Regions from separate parts of the Homo sapiens genome. Here region 2 is linked to region 1. The links are chromatin loops, found by intact Hi-C in ENCODE. Cell type or tissue: PC-9. All regions are shown on one strand. Region 1 has its middle 49 kb from the start of S1PR3. Region 2 has its middle 31 kb from the start of MIR4289.

Region 1 (2,500 bases):
AGTGGCTAGCCATCCTGAGGGGAGGAACCTATGTCCTTGTGAGGTTCCCCATTCTATTTCTCCTGCTGAGTACTGGGGCTTGGTTTCCCTGAGGGGATTACCCCATACTAGGGGTTATTCTATAAGCATTTCTAATGAAGGGTCCTGCCTTGCAGATCTTTTGGCTTCAATATCTGCTTGGCAGTTCCCTTCTATTTCTTCTTTCCTTTCCTTTCTGATGACCCTGGCAGTGTGAGACTGCCACCTGTTAGGTTTCTGTACAGCCAATAATAATCTCCTAATGGCTTTCTGGTGTTTGATAGGTGTTCCCTCTGAACTTAGGAATTCCCTTTCTCTCCATATTGCTGTGTGGGCATGGAGGACTGGGTAAGCATATTTAGAGTCTGTATAAATATTTACCCTTTTTCCTTCTCCTAATTCTAGTGTATAATGGCCCCTGCTTTTGCTAGAATGTCTCTCCCTAACAAGGGAGTGGGGCTTTCAGGCATAATTAGAAAAGCATGTGTAAAGAGTCAAGTTCCCCAGTCACAACTTAGTGGCTTGGAGAAGTATCTAGTGACTGGCTGTCCTAGGACCCCTCAGATAGTGACAGTTCTGGAGGACCGTTGTCCAGGACAGCAGAGTAAGACTGAGAAGGCCATGCCAGTGTCCAGGAGACAGTTAACCTCCTGGCCCTCAATGGTCAAGCATACCTGGGGCTCTGTGAGGGTGACGGCATGGGCTGACACTTGCCCCGGGCACCCTCAGTCCTGCTGCTGGATCATCTGGTTAGTGGCTTCTGACTCAGAAGACCTTCATTCCCTGGGGCAGTAGGCCTTCCAGTGATTCTCTTGACATAAGGGGCATGGATGAGGAGGCAGCTTATTTCTATTCGGACAATCTTTTTTAAAGTGTCCTTGTAGACCACACTGGAAGCAAGCCCTATTAGGCATTCGATTTGCCCTGCATTTCCATGTTCCAGAGCCTCCAAAGTCTGCTTGCCTGAGGGCCATGACTAAAGCGGTGGCCTTTTTCTTATCTAGTTTGTCCCGTTCTGCCTGTTCCTCCTGATCTCTATTATAAAACACCGAGGTTGCCAAGTTCAATAGGGTTTCTAACTTTTGCTCCAGGCCTAAGGTGGACTTTTGAAGTTTTTATTAAATATCTGCAGCTGACTGAGTGATAAACTTATCCTTTAAGATTAGCTGGCCTTCAATAGAATCACGTGACAGAGAGGTATGCTTCCTCAATGCCTCCCTTAGTCTCTTCCAGAAAGGCAGTAGGATTTTCTTCCTTTCCCTGTGTTATAGTGGACATCACTGAATAATTTATAGGCTTTTTCCTAGTTTTCCTTACTCCTTCTAGCATGCAAGTTAGTAAATGTCTGTGGCACCAATCTCCGTGTTCTGATTCTGTGTCCCAGTGAGGGTGTACACTGGGAACTGCCTGCTGGCCTGTGAGGAATTGTTCTCTTTCCTCTGTTGTCAATCTATCATTGACCTGACTGAGAGACCAGAGATAGCCAAACTCTCGGGCTGCAGTTATGGCAGCACTTCTCTCATTTGGGGTTAGTGTCTGATCTAGCAGTAACATTATATCTCTCCATGTCAGATCAAAGGACTGTCTTAACCCTTGTAAAACATCAATATAGCCATTGGGGTTATCTGAGAATTTACCTAGGTCTATTTTAATTTGTTTAGTGCAAACAGCTTGCACGTTTGAGCAGACCAACTATTAAGCAATTCTCCTAACTTTGCTTCCACAAGGTCTCCCTATCAATTACTGAATACCCATTGTGGTTTTTTCTCAATCACCTGGGAGGAGCCATCTATAGTCCTGTCCTGAAGGGATTTCCTCCTAGGTCTGGTCAGACCTTTGTATGGTAATTAAGATTTAAATCCCCTATTAGGAAATCTGCTGGGTTAAAGGAGTTTTCAGTGGTTAATGTTAAATCAACTTTTTCTAACAGAATAGCCCCATACTTTAAGATTTGAGTTAGTAAGCTACCTTTTTGCTTTTTAAACTTAGGATAGTTCTGAACTGGTGAGGTGTGCTCACAATGAGGTTTCCTGTAAAGGTTATTTTTCTACTTTTAGCAAAGTGGTTGCCACTACTGATTGAATGCATTTGGGCCATCCGCGGGTTGCTGGGTTAAGGATTTTTGCTAGGAAGGTTACAGGTTGTCAGTGGTCTCAGTGCTTTCAGGCTACGCCCTTGTTTACACCGACAACAAGTTGGTATTGGAGTGTTATAGGGTCACAGAGAAGACCTTCAATTATCAATTATAGATTTTAATTTACCCTGGCTTTTAAAGGAATAGGGCACACTGTTTTGTCTTTACTACTTCTATCTTTTTCTTTCTCTCTCCTCTCCATCTCTCTCTCTCCTCCATGTGTCTCTCTCTTTCCTGTTTCTCTCCTTTCTCTCTCTGCCTCTTCCTTTTCTCTCTTTCTTTTTCTGCTTTACAAATCTGGGGCCCTGGCAAGGGTGGTGGGGAATGGGTCGCACATAACTGTCCATG
Region 2 (2,500 bases), 160 kb before region 1:
ACTCTTCTCCTCTTTTCCCTCTCAAGATCATCTCCTCTCTTCTTCCCTTCCTGTTGGGAAGTCAAGTGGACGGGGTGGATGGGGAGGAAGGAACTGAACAACTCTACGTGGAATGTTCGGGGAAGGACTCTCTGAGGTGGAAATGTTTAAACTCAAACCTGAAGGGTGAGAAAGAACAAGCCAAGCGTGTGGATTGGGAGACAGAGCATATTGCACTTGGGGAGCAGAGAGCCACTGGGGGAGTGAGTGCACGTGGTGAGGTCAGAGAGGGCCAGGGCATCTTGTAGGCCATATGAGGATTCTCCCAAACTGTCTGGGGGTCCCTGGCTTCATGCTGAAAGGGAAGACAAAACCCAGGCAAGTCCCAGGCTGAGAAGGGCAGAGTCAGAAGACAGAGGGCGAAGCTGCCCCTCAGGGGCTGGATGGGGGCTGATGGGTGCCCTTGGAGCTGCCCCTTTCAGGGGTCAGAACTTCCACAGAAGAATTTGGGGGTGGGATACAACTCAGCCCACAGCCATGTCAAATTGATTGGCATTGGTCATCTGCCTTCTTCAGTTGCTTTTATTTTTCTCTTCTGGAGAGCCAAGAGCCTGAAAGGTAGAATTGAGAGCCTAGAGAATCGAGCCCACGACACAGTGAGGATAATTCCTTAAACTTAATTGCATCTCCCAGATGGATTGAAACTGCCTGAACTGGTGCCCCCCATTTTCCCCTTTTGGAACCAGAATGTCTATAATGGCTCTCCTACACTTATACCATCATTGAATTTGGTGGTCAGATTACTTGTTTTCTAGTTTTACAGGGCCACAGATAGACAGGGTCTGTGGCTCAGGGTGTATCATAGCAGAGCCTCACCTGACTGCTCAAGGCGACTGAAATGATGAGATTTTGGACTTGAAGTGGGTGTTCTAATGGAGTGAGATCTTTGTTGTCATGAGACAGGATAGATGCATTTTGCAGATGAGAGAGAGGAATGTGGTCAGAGGGTAAACTATAGCAGACAAAATTTTTGCCTCCCCCATTTTAGACCTGCCTTTTAATGGACTTGCTTAGTCATTGGGGTTAACTATGAGCAAACACAGTCCCCAGTACAGCAGAACAGAGAAACAACAATGTACCAGGTTAGATCAGAGCAAAGGAATGTTTGAAAACTGGAAACATCTCATATTTAGAAAACAAGAAGTGGGCAAGAAACCAGAGTGTCTGGGGAGCCTATAAGTGCATATGAAAAAGTATGGGCCCACGTTGGGCATGGTGGCGCATGCCTATAATCCCAGGAGGCTGAGGTGGGAGATCGGGTGAATCCAGGATTTCAAGGCTTAAGTGAGCTCTGATTGTGCCACTGCACTCCAGCCTGGATGACAGAGTGAGACCCTGCCTCAAAAAAAAAAAAAAATAAAGGCACAAATGGAAGGTGTTTGTATCAACAGGGCCAGGGCCATGGGCTCTTGGAGTGCCAAGTGTCTCAGACGCAGCATCAATCGTCAGCAGTAGTTGTGGTTCCTCCTTCTGCGTGGTCACCTGTGGAGGGCCTGCAGTGAGTGTGCATGTGTGTGTGTGCATGTGTACGGGGCATAACACTGGTGGCAAAACATCAGGGAAAATCTGGGGCTTCTGTGTTCAAGAAATTAGTTTTATTGTAATTGTACAGAGATAAAATCCCTACTTTCACAGAGTATTCTTACGCACTACTTTCTTTTCTTGGAAATTTTGGGGGGAAAGACTAACAATACATGTTTCTTAGCCGTGGCCTTTCCTAATTTCCAAGAGCTGAATCTCATCCTGCTAAGGTCTCCCTGAAACCAGACTGCTCTGCACCCTCCTCCGCACTCCTCCCCACGGCATGACAGTTACTGCCCATCTTCTGAGATAACTTCAAGGCAACTATGGCAGCTTGTTTTATTTTCTCTTCCTGCAACTCTCTCTGATTCTCTCTTTCAGCATTTAAGGATTGTCTTACTCTAATCAGCAACTCCACCAGGAACCTTTTGTGTTTTTTCGCTCTGTTTCTCCCCCACTATTTGGGGCCAGAGCCCTCTGAGCCTCACATAATGAAATTCAGGTCGCTGTGCAGAAAATATTGAGCACAGAGAAACAAACCCCAGGAGGCAAACTCTGAGGCCGGAAGGTAGAATTAGGAGCAGCCAAAAAGGACAGCAGGCGAGTTCAACCGGATGCATGATCATTTCCTGTTCTTAAAATTCCCTTTAATATCCCCAGCCCAGCCCGCTGAGTCGGTGAGAAGCTGGGGAGGAAGAGCCCTGGCTGGGGTCAGGGGCCCAGGCTGCAGGCCCAGCTGGTGGCTCGCTAGTGAGGCCCTGGGGAGACCTCTCAGGCCTGTCTTCAAGTCAGTAAGGAGGGGCCAGTCCTGCAGCTCTACCCTCAGAGCATGGGTGGTGGTGGTGGGGTGTGTGTGTGTGTGTAAGGCAGGTCTGGCTCCAAGCATCAGGAAGTGAGAACTGGGGAGAGATGTCTTTTGTGGGGTTCACACCCTCCCCAG

What was found. Peaks named below come from ENCODE experiments on the same cell type or tissue, not always from the same donor. Only the 100,000 strongest peaks of a DNase experiment are listed, where the experiment ranks them.
Region 2: it touches region 1 in a loop (4-fold over the local background); 2 of 110 quality-filtered maps call a loop at or near these places.

Annotation. Positions count from the first base shown.
Region 1 is chr9:88,940,840-88,943,339 of GRCh38, forward strand. No RefSeq gene overlaps it. Among named protein-coding and RNA genes, the nearest start is that of S1PR3, 49 kb to the right of the region's middle. In PC-9, no CTCF peak of the experiment used is centred here; DNase peaks (open chromatin) are centred at 962 and 1,762; H3K4me3 peaks cover 748 bases; H3K27ac peaks cover 2,500 bases.
Region 2 is chr9:88,775,843-88,778,342 of GRCh38, forward strand. No RefSeq gene overlaps it. Among named protein-coding and RNA genes, the nearest start is that of MIR4289, 31 kb to the left of the region's middle. RefSeq lists a silencer at 2,240-2,479. In PC-9, no CTCF peak of the experiment used is centred here; a DNase peak (open chromatin) is centred at 1,099; H3K4me3 peaks cover 1,208 bases; H3K27ac peaks cover 2,500 bases.